Linked DNA regions of Homo sapiens: region 1 is linked to region 2. The links are chromatin loops, found by intact Hi-C in ENCODE. Cell type or tissue: heart right ventricle. All regions are shown on one strand. Each heading gives the region's core, and the rest is flanking DNA. Links, peaks and the distances in the headings are about the cores only. Region 1 overlaps SIL1 (SIL1 nucleotide exchange factor). Region 2 overlaps CTNNA1 (catenin alpha 1).

Region 1 (11,140 bases), core at 2,037-10,036, 200 kb before region 2:
CCTTAGGTCTGTCTGACTTCAAGTCCATGTGTTATACTACCCAGTGTTTTTGTTTCTTTTGTCTCTTTGCTTCAGTTTCTTCCTTATAAAATGGAAGTAGGAATTCTTGCCCTTTCACTTTTCCCAGGAGATTCAGGAAAACAAATACATGAACATACAGTGTAGGTTAATAACATGAGCATTTTATAAGATGGAATTCCAAGGGCTCCATGGCAGGCTACTGAGTTGGCTTTGCTTGTCCAGGACACTTAGAACCTTTTCCAGTTCTTTCTGTGCTCTGGTCCTGAAACTCAGCTACTGCCCATGGGTCCTGCCAGGTGTGTCAGAAGCTGCCAGAGACCCAGCAATACTGCTCCCTCTCCCTTTATTGGCTTCTTGCCATCCTCATCCCATTCTTTTGTTTTCCATTCTGGAGAAAAGACATTAAGAAGAGACGTCTTGTTTACACAGGGCCCAATCCCCACCCCCAGTCTTGTCTGAATTGTGTGGAAGACATGAGGCACTGAGAGAGGTGGGGGCCGAGTGGCCTCCTCCCACCTGCTCCCCAAACATCTGCTCTGGGCTGCAGTAAGCTGGCAATACAGATTGGTGAGTGCATCCAACCTCTATTTAAGCAGAGGTACAGCCTACAAATGGACACTTTTGATAGAAAAATGGGCATCTCAAGTACCTTATTGTCTCTTCTGTCCCAAAGCCCAAGGATACTTAAGGAAAGAGTTACCGGTGAGACACTGAAATAGTTTCCCCTTTCCTGGACAGAGTGATGGTATTTTATGTCAGAAGAGGGCCATAAATGTAAAGATGTAGGTCTGTCCTCCATTGAAAGCCAAGGATGATGAGAAGGATTTTTTTTTTTTTGCAGGGTATGCAGGGGCCATTGATCAGGTGAACCCAGAGTTTATGGGTGGCAAGTGGTTTGGGAATGGCACTATCATCAGGCCAGGTGTGCCAAACTGTGCCTCAATGGGATGCCATGACTTTGGCTTTACTTATGCCAGGGACCGCAGCTGGCTTTTGCCACTGCTGCTGCCTCTGTCCCTGCTTGTGATGGTGGGCCATCCTGGCAAAGCATAGCTGTGTGCCACTTCCCTTTCCCCCTTTCCCTTCTCCCTCAGCTTTAGCATAAAGCCCAGGGCAAACTATGCCTGCCACTTCTTGAGTAAGGACCAAGACCAGGTGACGTGGCTGCAGGCCAGGCCTTAAAAGGACGGAGAACACTGTTTTCCGTGCCTGCATGCTGTAGTTTGTACTTGCTCTTGCTCTCTGGATGCCCCTGTGAAGCCTGAGAAACTATCTCACACCTTTCTCCCAGCCTCACCTAGGTCTCTCCTCAGTCCTCTCAATCTCCCCATCCCTCTCCCACTGCCCACCTCAGCTCCATGTTCTTGTCCTCTCTTTCTCTCTCTCATTCTCTCTCCCTGTTTTGTGGAAAAATATATAGAGGCAATAACTGGGTCAGCTGTGCAGTCCATGTGGAATTATTGAGGGAAGATGAAGGATCCACTTGTGAATCCACCTCTCATCCTTAGTATTGGCAGAAAATGTTTCTGACAGTGTTAGCGTGTGTGCAGGAGACAGAGATGGCTGGGAGCCCTGTGGGAGCTACCATTTCTCTCACCCTCCACTCCTCTTCCCACTCCAAGGAGTGGGGGAAGCTGCTGTGTGTGCATCAGCTGCCCCTGACCTCTTCTTCCTCAGTCCCTTCTGGGCCTCCCCCTTCTGCTCATTTGTCTTCTTTGCCCTTGACTATTTCCTTCTCATTTAGCTCTTCCTCCTCTTCTTTTTCCCCAGCACCAGTTTCGTTGTTGATCCCTAGCTGTAAGAAGGAAGCTCATAACTGTGTGTCTGTATGTGTGTGTCTGTGTGTGTGTGTGTATACACATGAGTATCTCATGGAAGGGGAGGGATATCTGTGGCTTTGGGTTAATCTTTGTTTTGTTGTATGTTGTCCTGATAATGCTGTGAGTCCCCCACTTCTATTCTTTATTCTTTTTCTCCCCACAGCCAAGGCTGCAGCGTTAACAGAAGTATAGAGCAGTATAGGCAGCTCTAGGGTTGTGCCCTCTCAGGAACCATCTCCCTAGGCCTCCCTAGCCTTCTCCCTCCTGTTGTGGTGACGCCTTGCCCTTGTTCATCCTCACCCAGCCTGGCCCCTCTCCTGCTCACACCCAGGGATGGCCAGTCACCTATCCAGAGCCTGGTGTGGTGCTGTGAACTCAATCCCTGTCTTTCAGTGTGATTGGTGCCCCAGGGAGCCAGGTTGCTGGGGGAAGCTCTCGTGGCACTCAGCCGTTCCATTTTGTCGGCAAAAAAAGAGGGGGGGAGCTGGCAGAAAGCTAAGGCTTTTGCTGCTGGGTGAGTGTAGCAGCTATTTTTAGTACCCGAGCCTTTGCTTTTCCATTTGGCTGTGCTTTTTTGCACAGTGGCGGTCCAGCAGGGCTGTTTTCCTTCATGGCTGCAGATGTCCTTAGGGAAAGTTTCTTCCGACCCCTGAGAAGATGTGGGCAGGGCAGAGGGGTAATGACTTCTGAGAGTGGGTTCAGGCACGCTTTGGGTCCCACTGCAATCATGCCACAGGTCCAATTTGTTAAGGTGAAGCAGGGAGGAATGTGGCAGGAGTGGGATAGAGAAAAAGTAAACACCGCATTCTTCAGAGGTGCTGCCCTGTAATTAACTCACTTAAGCCTCAATTGAGTAAACTGCCTAATGAGGTATACTGGGGCTGAGGGATAAATATTAAAACCTCTTATAAGGGTCTGGGCTAATACTGACACATCCTGAATTTTCATAAGGTTTTCTTGTTTGTTTTGCTTGTTTTATTTTGTTTTTCTTTCCTAGATCATTTGCTAATTTGGATTAAGTTTTCTTGACGTCTATCCTAGTTTACTAGAATATTTTCACTATTCCAAATAGAAACTCTTTACCTATTAAGGAGTAACTCTCCATTTCCCCTTTTCCTTAACCCGGTAACTGCTTTTCTACTTTCTATCTAAATGAATTTGTCTGTTCTAAATATTTCATATAATTAGAATCATACAATATCTGAGCTTTTGTGTCTGACTTATTTCACTTGGGATAATGTTTTCAAGCTTCCATGTTGCAGCATGTATCAGAATTTCATTCCTTTTATGGCTGAATAATATTCCATTGTATGTATATACCACATTTTGAAAATCCATCTTTTGATGGCACTTGGATTGTTTCCACCTTTTGGGTATCGTGAATAATGCTGCAATGAACATTGATGTACATATATCTGTTTGAGTCCCTGTTTTCAATTCTTTGGGGGATATGCCTAGGAGTGGAATTGCCGGGACATATGTTAATTCTATATTTAGCTTTCTGAGGAGCCACCAAGCTATTCCCAAGTGGCTGCACTGTTTTATATCTACACCAGCAATGTACGAGGGTTCCAGTTAATCCACATCTTCACCAACACTTGTTATTTTACTTAAAAAAAAAATTACAGCCATCATTGTGGGTGTGAAGTGGTGTATCATTGTGGTTTTGATTTGCATTTCCCTCATGGTTAATGATGTTGAGAACCTTTTCGTGTCCCTATTGGCCATTTGTATATCTTCTTTGGAGAAATGTTTATTCAAGTCCTTTGCCCATTTTAATTTTTTTTATTTTTTTTAGTGGCAGAATCTCACTCTGTTGCCCAGGCCGGAGCACAGTGGCATTATCATAGCTCACTGAGGTCTCAAACTCCTGGGCTCAAGAGATCTTCTCACCCGAGCCTCCTAAGTAGCTGGGACTGTAGGTGCACACCACCACACCTGGCTAATTTAAAAAATTTTTAATTTGTTTTTTTAGAGAAGAGGTCTAGCCATGTTGCTCAGGCTGTTCTTGAACTCCTGCCTTTGCCCATTTTTAAATTGGGATACTTGTCTTTTTATTGTTGAGATTTAGGAATTCTCAACACATTCTGGACAATATACCCATAACAGAGATGTGATTTACAAATATTTTCTCCCATTCTGTCTTTTCACTATTTGATAATATCCTTTGAGACCCAAAAGCTTTTTAATTTTGATGAAGTCCAATATATCTATTTTTCTTTTGTTGCCTATGCTTTTGGTGTCATATTTAAGAAACCAGTGCTAAATCCAAGGTCGTTAAGATTACATCTATGTTTCCTTCTAAGTTTTATGCTTTTAGCTCTTAAATGTAGGTCTTTGATTCATTTCTAGTTAGTTTTTATAAATGATATAAGGTAAGGGTCCAACTGTACTCTTATTATTATTTTTGAGACGGAGTCTCGCTCTGTTGCCCAGGCTGGAATGCAGTGGCGTGATCTCGGCTCACTGCAAGCTCTGCCTCCTGGGTGCACGCCATACTCCGGCTTCAGTCTCCTGAGTAGCTGGGACTACAGGCACCCGCCACCATGCTCAGCTAATTTTTTGTGTTTTTAGTAGAGATGGGGTTTCACTGTGTTAGCCAGGATGATCTTGATCTCCTGACCTTGTGATCTGCCCGCCTTGGCTGGGATTACAGGCGTGAGCCACCACACCTGGCCCCAACTTCACTCTTACACTTGTGGATATCCAGTTGTCCCAGTACCATTTGTTAAAGAGACTGTCCTTTCTCATTGAATGGTCTTGGTACCATTGTCAAAAATTGGCCATATATGAGATTATTTCTGGACTCTCAATTTTATTCCATTGGTCTGTCTGTCCATCCTTATGCCAGTATCACCCTTTGATTACTGTAGCTTTGTAGTAAGTTTTGAAATCAGGAAGAGTGAGTCCTCTAACTTTCTTCTTTTACTTTCTTAGATGGGTACTCACTCTGTTGCCCAGGTTGTAGTGCAGTGGTGCGATCTCAGCTCACCGCAACCTTTGCCTCCCAGGCTTACGCGATCCTCCCACCTCAGCCTCCTAGGTAGCTGGGACTACAGGCATGTGCCACCACACCCAGCAAATTTTTGTATTTTTGGTAGAGATGGGGTTGTGCCATGTTGACCAGGCTGGTCTTGAACTCCTGAGCTCAGGCACTCCACCCATTGGCCTTGCAAAGTGCTGGAACTATAGGTGTGAGCCACCAGACCCGACCCTTTCTTCATTTTTAAGATTGTTTTGGCTATTCTGGGTCCCCCGAAATGTCATATGAGTTTTAGGGATGAGTTTCTCCATTGGGATTTTAACAGAGATTGCTCTGAATCTGTATGTTGCTTTGGGTAGTACTGTTGTTAACAGTATGAAGTCTCTAATTCATGAACATGGGATGTCCTTCCATCCTTATATTCTTTTAATTTTTTTTTTTTTTTTGGAGGGATGGGGTCTCATTCTGTCACCCAGGCTGGACTGTAGTAGTGCAGTCATGGATCACTACAGCCTCATCCTCTGGGGCTTAAGTGGTCTTCCTGCCTCAGCCTTCCACATAGTTGGGACTACAGGCTCACACCACCATGCCTAGCTAATTTTTTTGTTTTTTTAATTTTTTGTGGAGACAGGGTCTCACTGTGTTGTTCAGGCTGGTCGTGAACTTCTGGCCTCAAGTGATCCTCCCACCTTTGCCTGTCCTTTTAATAGCTACTGGGGCTTGTACTTTTATTTGTTTGACTGTTTGAAAGCTGATGTGAGAGGTTTTGTGACTTGGGAATATCGAACTTTGCTGTCTTAGAGGATATTGATGCCATCTGTCTTCAGGTAGGATAATGGGTGTGTTTTAGAAGTGGGTGGTTATAAAGGCTTATGTGGATTTGTGCCCATGTTTGTTCACATGCAGATCAGTTGGTTAGTTTCCCTCTCTCCTTATAGTCAAGACCACCCGCCACAACCTGATAACAAGTTCTAATGAAGAAGGAAGGGACTAGGGCTGTAATAGCTTATGCAGGAGTCCTGATCGACTGTATGGTTCTACCCAGGGCATATCTCTTGTTGGATGGCTGGACCCACCATGGTAGATGGAGGCTTCAGAATTATCTAGAAGTGGTAGAAGACTCGTTATACCTCTATGCAGGAAATGTCTGACATGTGAGCAAGTGACGACATGGGAATCACAGTGCGGGGGAACCAAGCATTAGCTTTTCATTGACCTTCTGTTGTCTATGCTTGCACCTGCAGGTCCCTGACTATGGCTCCCCAGAGCCTGCCTTCATCTAGGATGGCTCCTCTGGGCATGCTGCTTGGGCTGCTGATGGCCGCCTGCTTCACCTTCTGCCTCAGTCATCAGAACCTGGTAAATATCTTTATTGTAAATGGGAGGGACCCTTGATGAGGTCTTGAGAAGGCCTCCCTGTCACCAGGGCTGTTGTGGGAGTAGGGTGTGGGCTTCTATGTTTCTTTCTTATGTGAGTGTGGCTGGCAGTGGATCATGGAGTAGGTAGACTTCTTCCTCCCCATCCCTGTGTCTTCTGGCCTCTGTTTAAAGCTTATGACACAGTTTCCCTTTGGGGAAAATATGATGATGATGATAAATTCATAATTATAATCTTCCATTTACCAAACCTTGTAGTGAGTGCTTTATATGTATTCTCATTTAATCCTCCCAACAACACTATGAAGTAGGCAGCTACAGTTTTTATTCTCCTTTTGAGGAGAAGACTAAGACTCAGAGACATTAAGTAACTTGGCCAAAATCACACAGCCAGTTTGTGAGAGCTGTGAATGTCAGGATTCTTCCCAAAAGCTGAGTGCCTGTGTGGTGGGCATCAGTTCCAAGTAAGACTCTTTTTCTTCCTCTACTCCTCTCTCCCTTGTACTTTCTCAGTTCATCTCCATCTCTGTATCCTCCTTCCTTTTGTCTGTAGCTCCCTGTTCTTTCTGGGCCACACTTCATTAACCTAGAGCTTACTGCTCAGGGCTTCTGCCATTGCCACTGGCAGGAGGAGAATGCCCAGAAAGGCCCTGAGCTTGGCCTGGCTGCAGCACACTACGGTTCCTGGCCCTGTTTACTTGGCTTGTCCCAGCAACAGCCTGCCCTTGACCAGCTCCTAATGCCCTCCCTCTCCTCTCCCTTGATAAGCTCCCACTGTCAGTTATTTGACAGTTTCACCCTCCCCTGGCCACCTTCCCCAACCCCCAGGGCTCCCACTAAATGTTGGATAAAGCGCTGGAAGCTCTGGAGCGGGAGGTCCTTGAAGTGCAAATGACAATTGTGATGAATTTAATAACAATCCAGCTTAGCTGTGGTTCACCTCTGGCTCATGGCAAGCTTCCACCTTCTCTCTGAAATCATTTGTTTCCTCTCTGCCTTTCCCCCCACTTCGTGGAGCAGGGGAAAACATACAGTTAGGAGTCACGAGTCCTTTTGAGTTTTTAATGCCCTCTGAGATCCTGTTGGTGCTGTTTATTTGCCTCTTCTTCAAGGACAGTAAGAATGGGATCCCAGGGGCCCCTGAGAATGGGACTGGCTACAGCGTGAGGTTGGGGCTGTCTCTGGCATGGGTTGGCGGTGGAATGGCCCAGAAAAGAACCTTCAGGGCCCAGGGCTGTGTCCCCTCCCCAACTTGTACCTCATGAGGATGCCATGCTCCCCATCGTGAGCTTTAGCAGATGCACAATTAACAAAGGCATGCTGATGAATTTACTTAAGGACCGAGTTAGGAAGTCCCTTTTGGATAATAGTCCAACCAAATAGATGAGCTTTCAGAGCATAATTATTCTGGCCCATTTATATTAGCTCTATTGAGTCTAGTCTCAGAAAAATGTTAATACTGACTTTCATCAACAGAAGCTGCTTTTATCCTTATGTCTGTTCCTAAGCTGTATCCATTTGTCATAATCTTTCATCATGTGCTAAGCACAAGTAGGAGTTGAAGCATCTTTTCTCTCATACCATAAAAATTGCTGCCCTGATGTCATTTAAAATCTAAATTATGCAGCCAGCCACCTTCACAACAGTGAAAATGGGGTGGAGGTGGTTATGATCCTTTCTTCAGAGCCTGGAGTCCAGGTAAGTGCTCCTGATGACCTAGAATTGTCCTCCCCAAAGGCATTGGGGCAGGTTAATGCCCACCCAGGAAAGGCCGGCTGTGTGTATCACAGTATGATCTGGAGCCAGCTTTCCTTCCTGGCTCCTGCTGTGGTACTTCCCCGGGATGCCACATCTCAGGAGGCGTGTAGATGCTGAAGGGCTGTGGTTGTGTGTTACTGGCCTTGAAAAAGGTGGTAAACAATGAGGCGGGTACAGTAGTGGAGCCTTGTGGAAGGCGCACAGGCCCTTCGTAAGATCCCTTTTGCCTCCCACTTTGGCAATTTGACCCTTTCTGAGCTTTGTTTCCTAATCTGTAAAACAGGGTTGGTACCTCCCTCTTAAGGTTTTAGTGTAGATTAAATATGATTATATATAAAGCACCTGGCATTGAAACTGGCACAATATGGCCAATAAATGGTTAATGAATGTCAGCTGTTGTTTTTTAGTATGGGGATGCTGCTTCTATGGTTTAATTTGGGCTGTGTCAAGCAGGCTTCTGTCCCAAAACGTTGCCCTGGCAGTCTGTCTCTGTTACAGTGTCTGTCAACCCACCATTAGAGATTCATTTATTCTCTTGGATCTTGAAGGCTTTGGTTTTTAAGAATCTCTTATTCGGATACAAGCGCAAGGAAGTGTGACATGGTAAGCTGTTGTCAGCTAACACCTTAGCTAGGATTTCTTGCCAGTCACTTGAGAGGAAATTGGTATTTGGAATGATGGTGATAGGGAGAAGAGAGCACTGATGATCCAGCGTGGAAGGCAGCCCTGAGAAGCCAGCTGGGAAGGCACCAGAGCACGGGGTTTACTTCACAGCTGACCAAGGGCTGGCCTGCCTCTCTCTCTCTCCTGTTCAGGACACTGCCTAGGCAGAGTGAGGCTAGTTGTGCTTGTTCTTTTACTGGGACTATGGTTTCTTACCTGGCCCATGGAAGTCTTTGCCGAGGAAGGGCATGTGCTGGTAGATATGCTAAGGTGATCTCAGTATCCCGCGTCATTCCCTCAGCTCTCAGGGCACAACTTATTAGGACATCTGACCAAGAAAGAATCATAGCAGTGAGTCAAAACTTGTGTATGGGCTTTGGAGCCAGGCAGGTCTGGACTTCAATCTCTGCTCTGCTTTTCTGAGCAGTGTGATTTTGAAAAGCCCCATATCTGTCCTCCTATGGGACTAATATGATGTGCTTCACAGATGACACTTGGATGAATTGAGGAATGGAAGGCACCTTGCCCCAGTGCCTGACATATGATCAGGGCTTAATAAATGGTAGCTGCTGTTATCATTACAACCTCATCCTCTTGATGCTGCTTTTTCTCAAAACCTTTTCTGGAACTCTGCTTTTGAACTCACTGTCCAGCCTGTGGTTTGTTCATATCATTGAACCTCTCTCAAGGCTTCTGAGCCCTTGGCCTTTGAGGATAGCTAGGTGTGTTTTGGGCAAAGCATCTAAAGACTTTTATAGCCAGGGCTCGTAAACAGGGTAAGCATAGATAGGGGAGAACCAATTTTGTGTCAATCTCCACTAAAAACTGAGGTGTACTTTAAAATATACTTTTAAATGTACAGGTTTTGTGTTTGTGTCTTAAAATCTGATTCAAAGATGATACCAAAAGGAGGTGCAAAAAACATTTTGAACAGTGACAGGATTGTTGCAAAAGAGTCTGGCCTCCTTAGGACTTGAAGCATGTAGCTCGGTGGTTCATCAGTCTCGTTCTAACCCTCCTTCTTGAATCCACTCTATTAATCTTGTTAATGAAATCTAGAAAAAGAGGCTTTCCGAACCCTTAGTAGTTAAAATGAACATCAGCCTACCTGGATTTTGGAGGATTTCCTGTGCTACCTTCTTATCACCATCTCCCTTACCCCTTTCTGCTTCTCTTGATGAGAATTTTGCTGCTTGCTTACAGCCTGCCAGAAATTACCCGGCTAATAGGTAAACTGAAACAAGGATTGAGGCTGGGTGTGGTGGCTCATGCCTGTAATCCCAGCACTTTGGGAGGCAGAGGAGGGAGGATTGCTTAAGTCCAGGAGTTCAAGACCAGCCTGGGAAACACAGGGAGACCTTGTCTCTACTAAAAATTAAAAGAAAAAAAGAAGGTTGCAAATTGATGCTTAGATATTTTAGTTTGGCCTTCTTAGTGTTCTAAAAATAAGAACATTTCACATAAAAATCTGGATTTCTGTTTTCAAGTTGAATGCCTGCGTGACAGTGGTAGACCAGCGGAGTAGCAGCTGCTTCCCTTAGTCAAGGCAAGAGGGCTCCAGTTTCTGCAGTCCCACCACTCCCTATTGTTTACACCTGGTCCACTGATTTCCCTGCATCCCTGCCTGGCCCCTGGGGCATTTCATTGACACACCTCCAAGGTAAATTTTATTAACTTTCTCCTGGTCCTGCAGTCTAATGCTTCTGACCAGGGCTGATCCTAGTGTATGTAGGCTCTGGGTACTTAGCAGACAGGGTGGTCTTTGTTCTGGAATGTGAGGCAAGTACCTGGAGCAGACTCAGGTGCTTTGGGCTTTCCTCAGTCTAAGGCACCCAGAAGACACACCTGCCTATGGGAAGGGGCATTCATTCATCTGTTTTTTCAGCAGCTTCAAACTAAGCCCTGTGCTAGGCATGGGGGTGATGAAGGAGACTGACATGGTGCCTGCCCTCTGGAAACTCAGCTGTTGGAAGTTCTTGATGTCCATGTCCTCAGAATGGAGGATGCCTCCTGCCAGTCAGTCTTCTCTGTAGTCTCATAAGCACACCTATTCTTCTATTCCTAGTTTTCTTTTGAGCTCAGATTTGTGCAAACTTTAAGTTGAAGGGATAGGAGGGGTTTGAGGCACCAGGCTGCGCAGGTGACCTGCTTGAATGATGCCATATTGTATAGTCACTCCTGGATGTCACAACACAGCCTGGAATCTATGACTGCCTTCATAAGTAATAGTAGCAGCCACCATGTACCCAAAGCCAGTGGTTTACAATGTAGTACCTCATCTAACTATGAGCTAGATGTTGTTATTATTTTCATGTTGAAAATGTGGAAACTGAAGCTTAGGAGGTTAAATAACTTTCCCGAGACACAAGAAACTGGGATTTGAGTTATTCCAGCATCTTAAGCACTATGCTGGAGTCAGTGCCTCTCATAACTATGCATATTACATCTCCCAGGTGTGGTTAGATTTGAGAGCTTCTTCTTGCCAAGATATTTTCCTTATTGGTCCTTAGTAAGGCCT
Region 2 (11,029 bases), core at 3,030-11,029:
GATTCTGGCTGAGCTCAGGAGAGTGGGCACAGACACAACCTCTCAGCCCCAGGAAAGGAGAAGGAGCCCCCAGTAAGGCAGGCAGAACCTGAGCGGGGTGTCCTGGAAGCCGAGTGAGCAGCGTTCAGGAGTCCTTGTCCTCCTCCTCCTCCCCGCCACGCCCCCAGGCCGCTTGCACAGTGAGGTCTCAAGACAATTGCCAGTGTGGCTGGCAGTGGAAGGCAGTCACCTTGACGAGGGGAGGTGGAGGGAGCAAGGTGACAGCTGACTGTAAGTGAGGAAGGGGAGAAAATGTCAACAAGCTTCTCTTTAGGGAACCTTGCTTAGGGTGGGGATGCCAGCTGGGAAGGATCATGGGGTTAAGGATGGTTTTCATCTCGAAGGCCACTATCAATCAATCATCATAGCTTGGTATGTATGTGTGACGGGAAGGATGCAGAAGGGATATGCTGACAGAAGGACGCAGGAGAGGGGTCAGCTATAATGAAGACAGGGATGCCTCCGAGGTTGACATGAACCTCAAGGAATGGACATGTGAATTCCCAAGGTGGGGGTGCAGGGTGGGGCACTCAATAGGACAACGGGCATGGCCCTCCCTGATGGGTTGGCACGAGCCGTGCAGCCTAGAGCCACAGACAGTTTCCCTCCCGGGCATCCCCATCCTGGAAGAGACGGACACCGGGAGGGCCCAGAGCACCACAGATACTGCGGGCAAATCTATGACTTGAAGGCAGAGAAGACGACTTTGGGCTCTTGGATGTCGTGGTTTCATAGTGGACTTTATTGGGAAAAGTTAGTTAGTGTAAAAAACATTCAAATTAATTCATAAAATTTAAATAAGGTGATAGTAAATTATACCTTGTAGTTAATAGTAATCAATCAATCAATCACTACAGTAATCACAAATAAGGTAAAGTCTAAATTACTGCCTTAGCAAACACTATGTTGTCAGGTTTTTCTGCTGCAAGCCCAAGGCGGGAAACACTGCAGTTATTAGAAGTGAGCCCAATGATGAATTTGCATTTGAAGCTGGGAGAAAGAGGAAAAAAAGTGTGTTCTGATTATGGCATCGAGACACTGTAGCCTAAAAAAGCAACTTTATTAATGTCCTGCAGCAGCGTACATTAGTAATTATAACAATGCATTAAAATTTTCATTTCATGTCATAGAGAATCAGTTTTCTTCATGATACATTATGTTTTACTGAGTGAGTTTGTCCCTCCAGAGACCTTTCTGGGAACATGCCTTCTCCAGGGACTGCTTCCTAAGATGCCCAGGTTGCTTACCACAGGTCATCTTTGGTCATTTAAAAGCAGTCAAGCTGTCTGGACTGCACCCTCTCAACTGAAGTTGAGCCAAATTCCCTTCTCTCAAACCCTAACGCCGCCATCACTAAGAGAATGGGCATCTCGGCTTGGTCAGAGCATTACTAACAAGCTAATGTGGGATTCTCTTTGGTTATGAATTTTTATTTTTATTTAAGCATACAAAAAATACAGCTAGAAGTAGGCTCCTGCATTCTAAAAGCATTTTTAATCAACTTAAACTATGTTCTTGGAAAATTCACCACCTGGACTGGTTCAGTCTGCCCATTTCCCTGTGGAATCTAGTATCAGTGTTGTATTTAGCAAATTCATTTGAGTGACGAACAGTGACTGATATTCAGGAGCCCCGAGGGGTGGGGGCGGCCGGCCTGGGCAGACTTAGATGCTGTCCATAGCTTTGAACTCGCTGAGGGCCTGCACCGGGTTCACGTGCTTCTTCTGAGATGCCCGTTTAATCTTGGTCTGTGTCTCATCCTGTTTCTCTCTCTTCACCAATGGCTTTTTCTCTGGTGCCTTCATCTTCCATGACACAGCAGGAAGGTTGAGGGAAGCCATACCCTGTGACTTTTGGTATTTGGTAGAGGCGACGTAGGATGCCTTCACTGTCTGCACCACAGCATTCATCAAGTTCTTGGCTGCCTGGATCAGGGACATGGCGCTGTCCACCTACGAGGCAGACAGGGGTGGTAAGAAGCACCGGCCTGACCTCCAGCCTCGTGGACACAGGTGGGCTGTGCTTGAAGGGGAGCCCCCTACTCCTCTGCAAGACCAGGGCCTGGGCAGGTCGCAGAGGATTGGGCAGCAGCCTGTTCCTGAAGAACACCCTCAACGGCTGCTCTTATCTAAATAGCCTGGAAGCGCCTGCCCTCAGACCCTTTGGAGAAGACATGAGGCAACCTCGCCTTGCTCACCCCCACCCCTCAGCAAGTGTTTATTCACTCAAACCAACTGGAAGTCACTGTAAGTGATCCCAGAGCTGTAAGCACGTGGGGGAGGAGAAGCAGGAATCGAGACAGGGATGTTTATGGCAAAGCAGATGAGCAAATGGTCTCAATATGTTCAATATAAGAAGTGTTTCTTTTAAAGGAAATTCAGTGGGATTAAGAGAAGCCATGGAGGCTCGGTGGACCCCAATCCACTCAGCAAACCTCTTCTTTCCCCTGCCCTAGGTGAGAAAGGCCTCAGAACTGTGATGTGGTAAAAAGAAAGAGACGCTACCCAAGCACTCTGAGGAGTGAAGGGCTTTTGAGAAAACACCCTATCTATGTCTACTCTTAATTCCTCTCTGGGGGAAGAAAAGGAAGTTTTGTTTTGTTTTGTTGTTTCGTTTTGTTTTGAGACAGTCTTGTTCTGTTGCCCAGACGGGAGTGCAGTGGTGCCATCTCGGCTCACTGCAACCTCCATCTCCCAGGCTCAAGTAATTATTGTGTCTCAGCCTCCCAAGTAGCTGGGACTTACAGGTACCTGCCACCACGCCCGGTCCCAAGGAAGATTTTTAAAAATTCCTACCCAGTGAGTGGCCAGCAAAGGGGAGGAGGCCAGCCTTTCAGCCCTTGCAGTGCCCCGCAGGTGTCACAGTTCTACAGGGAACAGATGATGGACAGACCTTGGTCTCCAGAGACTGGGACAGGACTTGGAGTTTCTGCACAGCACACTTTCCCAGGGCAGGTGTTTATGCGGATAGGAGGTGACTTTCATTTCTGACAAGGGTCAGCACGTTCCCACTGGCCCTCTTTTTGTTCAGCTAATGCTTACCCCAGAGACAACAAGCTCCCCGCCGAGATTCTGCACCTCGGCCTTGACCTTGCTGCAGATGTTCAGCTGGTGGCAGTAGAGGGCGATGCGTTGCAGGTAGGCCAGCAGGTCCTGCTTGCAAGCCGAGTCGGGGCACTGAAGAGAGAGCAGGCTTAACACCAAGTATCCTGGCCTGGCCCAAGCACCCCCGACCCCACGGCTGTTTCTGAAAGGTTCAGTGTGGCACTCACATGCTTCCTCTCCTCTTGCTGGAGCAAAATCACCCAATTACCTGAGGCAGTCACAGCCCTTGCCTACACTCTGCTTGGGGATGGAGGCGGGTGAGCTGATGGAAGTCGTCCATGGGACCCTGACTGCGCCGCATGGCACTGGTTGTATAGCCAAGGCCTTCTGAGCCTCCCACTGACTTCCCTCCTATGACGGCGGGGAAACCACCCTGGCCAAGGATCCCCTCACCCCAAACGGCAGGGTGGAGGCCCATGCCCCTCGAGGTGAGAACAAGCCGGCTCAGCAAGCAGGAGCCTGGCTATGGAGAAAAGTCCAGATGTTTTTAGCTAAGTAAACAAATAGTTAACTCTTCTGCTCTGAGGCACTTTGCGTTATTAATGCCTGATGACAAAAGCCACTCACTGCAGGCTGAGGTGGAAGACAAGTGAGTAAAGTAAAGCAAGAAAAAAAGCAGTTGGGGATGGTCAAAGAGAAAAGGGTGGCCCCTGCCCAGTTCCTGTCTCGCTCCACATCTCAGAGTTTTAGAGGCTCCCAGATTAGGACCAGCCTAGAAAGCTTTACCCAAAGGGAGAAACACAGAGCACCTCTCAAGTGTTTATAGCAAGCAAACATTTTCTTCCAGTGAGGCTGGAGCAAAGTACACCACAGAGAGTGGTATGAACTGAGACCCCGCAGACCATACTGGAGATGAGCTGTATTCTAAGTAGTCATGGAAGCAGGGCAGAGCCATGTGATCTGCATTTTCAGATGACAGTATTGACAGCTGGATGCAGAAGGAAGTGGAGAGAGGAAAGAACAGGAAATCGGGAGCGGCCACAGTAGTCCAAGTGGCTATGGAGATCTGCAGAAAGGACAAGACTGGTTTGTGTCAAGATACATTTGGCCAATGGAAGCAATAGGCCCTATTACCGATTGTGTGGGAGTCAAGGATGCCTTTACAATCTTTGGCTTGTGTAAGGAGGCTTGTGTCTCACACATCCTGTGGCCTAGATGAGGCTGAGAGTTTGGCTATTTCAGGGAAAATGGTGGGGAGGCTTGTTAACTACAGAGAAAAACTGTAACTGAGAAAGAGCTTCTCTTGATCAGGCTTAAAACACCAAATGAAATGTATTGTACAATTTCCAGGCGGTAGGAACCGTATTTTTGTACCTATCAGTGTGAGGGAATAGGGGGATGAAGACGGGGTGGCTGAGAAACACAGTGCTGAGGATGAAGAAACCTGGGCCCATCTAGGCACACCAGCCTTCCACAGCACTGGCCACATGGCTTCTGGCTGCTCTCGGCCCCTGCCCAGAGGGGGAGAGAGGGAACTGAGACATAAGAGACAATAGCAGAGGTTAATTTTGGCTACCAAGCGATGGAAGATTCCAGGACATACACATCCGCTCTAGAGAATCCTTACAAATCTATGCTGGGATTAATAAGAACCATTTTTAGAGATGAGTGGCAAAAGTGCTGTGGCCCATGAAACTTACCCTGAATGGACCAGGCTGGGCTGCCTGAGCCCCAGGAGGAGCTTGGAGACCCACCTGGCAAGTCTGTCACTTACATGGTCTGCAATGGTGCGGCCAAGCTTGTCCATCCTGGATCCTGCCTCAGCAATTTTCTTGGCAGCACTGATGACATCCGATGTATTTTTGAGTGGTCCTTTACCTCTGAGAAGAGGGAAGAGAACAAGGATTATTGTATGTGAAGCCCCTCACAGTTGGAGTAGAAAAAGAAGATTGTCCACAAAGCCCCATGGCCTGGGCTGTCTGAGCCGCTGCGCAGGTGACCTGTGGGGAAGAAAGTAGCCCCTGTGCAGCCTGGTGGGGCCGGGGTGCTGCTCACCGGGTAAAGTCTGTCATCTCCATCATAATCATGCACATCTGCTTGGCCAGCACAATGATGTCATTGCCACTGTCGTCCCATTTGGACACTTCAGCATCCAGCTTGCTCTTTTCTTCCTGGAAGCTGGCCACCTGTTCCGCAATCTTCGCTTTTTGCTCCTGGGGAAGCTGAGCCATGATCGCCTGTGATCAGAAGCACAAAGAGCTCTTACATAAAAAGAATATGAAGTTCTCAGAGTGCATTAGCCAAGAATATTTCCAACAGGCAATCTGTGGCATAGGTAGGATAATGCTTTAATAGGTTTCATTTCGCCTGAAGGGCTATTTCTCTCATTTTTTGCAGAAACTTATGGCAGCCTGAATTTCCGACCCACTTTTGAGCACAAGTTTTAGTGTGGAAGGAAACAGCGAGGGGTGGAAGGCTAATGTGGAAGCTTTGGAATCACACCTGTGCAGGGACAGAACCTGCTTAATTCTTATTAATATAAGACAAGAAATGAGAGAAGGGGTTGATGAAAGTGTGGAGCCCTTTCCCTGGTGGGCCCTGATGGACATTTCCAACTATTCAAGATGAACTGAAAGTGGCTTTAGAATGTACACCTGAAGAAAGAGGGCTGAGAGATACCGCTGGCACTCAGGCCATACTTGAGCAACACCTGGAGGCCTGCTGCCCACCTCCAGCCCACAGACCTACGGCTGGGGAGCTCCTCCCTCTCAGCTTCCCTAAGTGCTCATGACTGAGCAGGACATAAGGCAGGGATGTGCTCGCTGTTCACGACAGATTTCCAAGGAGTGAAATCAAAGACTCCTTAGAAATATTTCTTGGCATCCTCCCCAAAACATAAATGCTATTGATTGAAGATTTAATGACTCAAATGAATGCAATGGCTCTGACTGGCTTTCTTGAATGTACCACTGTTATTTTTTAAACCCATGAATAATTAAATAGTTCATACCCATAGTATCGAGATGGACAAAGGCAGCAATCTTTTTCAAATTTCACGATCCTTTCAACAAACACTGCATTGACTAAATCTTAGCCCTTCCCTGACCCAGGGCTCTATCATAAACTAAAGCTCAGGGCACTGCAGAGGAGGCCCAGGACCTGGTCTGCCTCTAGCTGAGGAGGCTACATTTGACTAGCAGGTGCCACAACTTAGTTTAACTTCAGTCTACTGCCAGAGAGACAGAGAGAGAGAAACGGTGTTCTGAATACTGAGGGTGTTTTCCTGGAAACAAGAAAGGGGACAGGGAAAGTCGGCAGCACAAGCTGAACTGCCCCACGGAGCGCTTCCTTACCCGGGCACTCTGGCCAGCTATCAGCTGATCGTCTTCTGTCTGGACGCTCGTCCTGCTTCTGACATCAAAATCTTCTGTCTCAAAGTCAGAGTCATCCAACTCCTCAGGGGTCTGCCACCCAGACAAAGATCACAGGTCAGACACATCTCTGGGCCACCAGCCCCCAGCCACCCTGAGCCTCTTGGCCAGGTGCACGGAGGCCCAGAATTCTGGATTTTAATGTGCAGTGTTCTGAACAGTATGGTGAATAAAGTCAAAATCACTCAGCATTTGTCTCGAGCCTCTGCTTCACTGGTGCACACGCTGGGCTGCCTGGCCCACAGCAGGCCTGGGCTGGTTTCACTGTGTGTGGGGCTCAATTGCTATCACTGAGTCAATTCACTATTTCTTTGTAAGACATGATTGTTTTTTTTTTTCCTTTGAGACAGAGTCTCGCTCTGTCACCCAGGCTGGAGTGCAGTGGCGTGATCTTGGAATCAATGCAACCTCCGCCTCCCGGGTTCAAGAGATTCACCTGCCTCAGCCTCCCAAGTGGCTGGGATTAGAGGCAACATGCCACCATGCCCGGCTAATTTTTGTATTTTTAGTAGAGACGGGGTTTCACCATGTTGGTCAGGCTGGTCTTGAACTCCTGACCTCAGGTGATCTGCCTGCCCTGGCCTCCCAAAGTGCTGAGATTACAGGCGTGAGCCACTTGTGCCCAGTGACATAAGGTTTTTACTTCCTAATTTACTTCCCCAACACCGGCATTTTAAGACAAAGATGAGAACTGTCCTGGGTAGAAAAGGTACTGACTTAAAAATAGAGGTGTTTTGTATAGTATTAAGCGGATTTGTATAACTTTCCTACTTTATGACAAAAAGAAAATTAAATAACTGGGCCTTCTGTTAGGGTACCAAGGCTGCTTGGAGGAGTAAAAATAGGCAATGTATTTTAAAGTATTCTTTTGACTTTCATCAAAAGAAAAGAGGGGAGAATATGGCAGGTGAGGGCTGAGTAAATACCCAAGGGACTGATTACTGGTCCTAGCTCTTTGCTTTAATTATGAAATAAAATTCTTATTTTGTACCAACTACCAGCCTCTCATGATTAGCTACTGACTTGAAACATAATGTTGTCCTCTGGCAGTTATCAGTAAGGGGGCAGCAGGCAGAACAGCTGGGGTTGGCGCTCAGCCCAGCCGGCTGGCCTGTGACAGGAGGGCAGTGAGGCGAGTCTCTCGTCTGTGTACCAGGACATAGTCCAAGCCCAGCCCAAGGACTTGCAGTGAGGTTCAAACAAGAAGATATGCAAGAAACATTCTGGAACCACCAAGAACGTGCTGTGCAAAGGCTGGGCCTGTCCCTTGATGAGGTGAGAACAGTGGACGCTCACGCAGGGGACCAGACAGCATGTCGGTGTGAGGTCCTGGAGGCCGATGGACTCGGTGGCACAAAACACAATGCCAGCACTGACAGTTTTAACGCTGCAGTCACACATGCCTTCGGGACTGGCATGCAATCAATCAGTTAAGGGGCTTTTCAAAGGACCACCTCCTAACATCATCTCTACCTCCCCAGCACCCCATCGCAGACCCAAGAACCGTTCTTGCCAAGAAAACCGAGTACTCTCATTCATTCATTCATTCATTCATTCATTCATTCATTATCTCTCTGCCAAGCACTGTTCTGGGCCCTAAAGATACAAAGTGACAAACAGACAAAAATTCCTCTCGCATATTCTAATGGAAGAAATGACAACAAAGTAAGCAAATGAATTATATGACACATCAAAAGTGACCAGTGCTATGAAGAAAGCAGTGATGAATAAAGGGAGATTTTAATTCTATATGGGTGTTTGGAAAAGTCTCACGAGAAGGTGCTCTCAAGGAGGGGGAAGGGGGGGCGGGTGGCAGCATAGAGGCCGTGGGGAAGGGGCATTGGCCCAGGGAACTGCGTGAATAGCAAGGAGGCCACAGAAGGGGGGCTTAGCTCACTGCCCCCATGTCACCGGCTTGCCTGGAACCCCATGAGTACAAGAGGAGATCAGCAGGAAATAAGGTTGGAGAAGTGACAGGTTCCAGTCCCAGAAGGCCTCGTAGGCCAGCATAAAGAATGAGTGACGTGGCGGCCTGTGGAGACGCTGGCACAGAGGATAACATGATCTGATTGAAGCTTACAGAAATCGCTCTGGCTGCCCTGTGGCTCATGAGACTGTAGGCACCCAGGATGGGAACAGGGAACCAGCTGAGTGGCACCTGCATGAACCCGGGTGAGAGGTGCTGGTGGCTTAGACGAGGGTGAGAACATGTTCAGGTTCTCTACTGTGAACGGAGAGCCAAAAGAATTCACAGATAAAGCAGATGTGAGGTATGGGACAAAAGGGAAATAAAAGATTCGAGGTCTGGGCCCGAGCAAGGGAAGACGGAGTCACTATCAACTAACATGTGCTGCCTGGGTGGAGCAAGTGAGAGGGAGGAGGCAAGGTGCGCAGACAGGTGTGGAACTTAGGAGAGTCGGCCTCTAGACAGGACTCTGAAGAGGTCAAGGACTTCCCAGCAGGCCACACCCGTGTTTCACAGGCTGAGGAGATGGGGAGAAACCAGCCAAGGAGACTGAGAAGGGGTGTGGGTCAAGAGACTTTTTTTTTCCCCCTAAAAATGGGAGAAATCATCATAGGCTTGGGGAAAGGTACAGGAGGCAGGGGGTGAAGAAGCTGGGATCCTAGTACAAAGACGTGCAAGGGATGGCCTTGGCCAGAAGCACCGAGAGCAATGCCCATGGTGCTAGGAGGAAGGTAGAGCACACAGACATGGGATGCAGAGGGGTGGACGCACTAACTGCCTCAGTATCCTCAACGAAATCGGCAAGTGGGCCAAACAGGACAGGGGCACAGGTGTGGGTGGGTGGGTGGACGCCTGTTGCAGGGCAGCAAGGGCGCACAAATGGCCGCGGCTTCTGCGGCTCCATCAGCGTGGCTGTGGCCATCTGCACTGTGCTCAGGAGAGCAGGATCTTGCCAGGACTGCACCTTGCAAGGCAGGTGTGAGGAAACAGCAGGGCAGAGGAGTGAGTATATTCAACTATGGACTCAAAGCTAACAAAGGACTGAACCAAGGACACAAGGGGCTGAGTGACACATGGGGAGGACCAACTGACTGAAGACCCCACAGTAGACTCAAAGGCTCGCTGGGAGTTGCAGGACTCGAGGGCGCAACCTGAACAATAGATCTAGGCTGCTGGGGATGACAAAGACAATGGCAGGCAGTGACAAAAGCTGAGGTACAGCTATGGCCGTGAGGTTGAGGTGGAGGAGGACAAGACATCAAGAAACTGAGAGGCCCAGGGGCTGGATGATTCTTGAATGAAGACAGGAATAGTTGTCAGAGAGCAGGACGGTATGCCGGGAGCTCAATCACAGATGCCATAGAGGCCCCTTTCTCCTCTGCCCCTGCGACAGAGGCCCTCCAGGCACTCTGGCTATGGGGAAAGGGGCTCGGCACTTGGCCATGAGCCTAGGAGCATCACCTGGGGCCGCTCCTCCCCCCAACACCCTGGGGTTCCATCATCCCGTCTGCCTGCAGCCCCTCCGAAGAGAGGGGCACTTCATGTGAACAATAACTTGAATCCGCATTATGAAAATACTTCCTTCTCTGATACTAGCTTGAGAACCATTATTTTCTATAATTTCCTGCCTAACTCAAACTGAAGCCTCATGTTGTAGAGACTGTTTATCCTAAATTAAATCGTCAACTCAGGCTAGCTCCCCTTCTTGGCCCAAGTTTGGGCTCTAACTTGCAACTAACAGTCATTTTAGACAACGTAATTAAATATATCTCATTCTAACAGCTTTTAGATTCATGGTTTTAATATACTGCCACCGCATCTGCCGAGTTCTAGAATGACGCATTGCTCAAGTTTAGCAAATGATAAGAAAGAAGCTGTTAAGACGTCTGAAATGCAGTTACTCACCCTTATCATCAGCACTGCTTTCCTGATGTCCCGGATGCCATCATATACCAGGCGGGAAGCATCGATAAACTCATTCTCATCCATGGGCTGGGCAGGGTCCGAGCTGAGGGCTTCCACGGCTGCTTCTACTTGCTCAGTAAAACGTGGCATGACTGTGGAGAAAGAGGCACAGTAGATACCCTGGTCAGCAGGCAGCATCATTCCCCTGGCCCTCCCTGAATCACTCAGCTAGACAGAAAGAGGTGAGGCTTATGATGAGCCTCTGCTTCTACCTGTGTGAAGGGTATTTACAGTTGAAATAAATTAAATGCAGTATTTTACGACTCAAATCATCTTTTTCTCTGCAACAGAGATTGGATGGTTGAGAACTTGAAGTGAGACTAACTTGAAGCCTTGCTTAAGAATGGGACCTACCTTAATTTAGTCTTTACTCACTAATAGGAGATTTAACTCAGAAATTCATCTTAAATCGTGTGTTTAGAATTAGTCCCGTGATTACTCATGAGATACAGATGAAGAAAATATGCTTGTGAGGCCTGAATTTGGCTATGACCAGCTTCTCAGGAGCCCGATGTGCCATGAGACCAAATCTGAGTTCCCAACTCCTCCTTCCTCACCACAGGGCTGGGCTAATGGGGTGGCCT

What was found. Peaks named below come from ENCODE experiments on the same cell type or tissue, not always from the same donor. Only the 100,000 strongest peaks of a DNase experiment are listed, where the experiment ranks them.
Region 1: it touches region 2 in a loop (8-fold over the local background); 3 of 110 quality-filtered maps call a loop at or near these places.

What each region holds. Positions count from the first base shown.
Region 1 is chr5:139,122,782-139,133,921 of GRCh38, reverse strand. SIL1 (SIL1 nucleotide exchange factor) reads left to right here. Exons shown (of 10, transcript NM_022464.5): 2 at 6,069-6,183. The coding sequence starts at 6,079. Among named protein-coding and RNA genes, the nearest start is that of SIL1, 70 kb to the left of the region's middle. In heart right ventricle, for the core only: no CTCF peak of the experiment used is centred there; DNase peaks (open chromatin) are centred at 2,300 and 6,933; H3K4me3 peaks cover 791 bases; H3K27ac peaks cover 5,891 bases.
Region 2 is chr5:138,924,764-138,935,792 of GRCh38, reverse strand. It overlaps CTNNA1 (catenin alpha 1), which reads right to left. Exons shown (of 18, transcript NM_001903.5): 13 at 10,386-10,537; 14 at 6,437-6,547; 15 at 5,139-5,320; 16 at 4,858-4,963; 17 at 3,081-3,215; 18 at 759-1,991. The coding sequence ends at 1,704. Among named protein-coding and RNA genes, the nearest start is that of LRRTM2, 55 kb to the right of the region's middle. In heart right ventricle, for the core only: no CTCF peak of the experiment used is centred there; a DNase peak (open chromatin) is centred at 7,702; H3K27ac peaks cover 3,088 bases.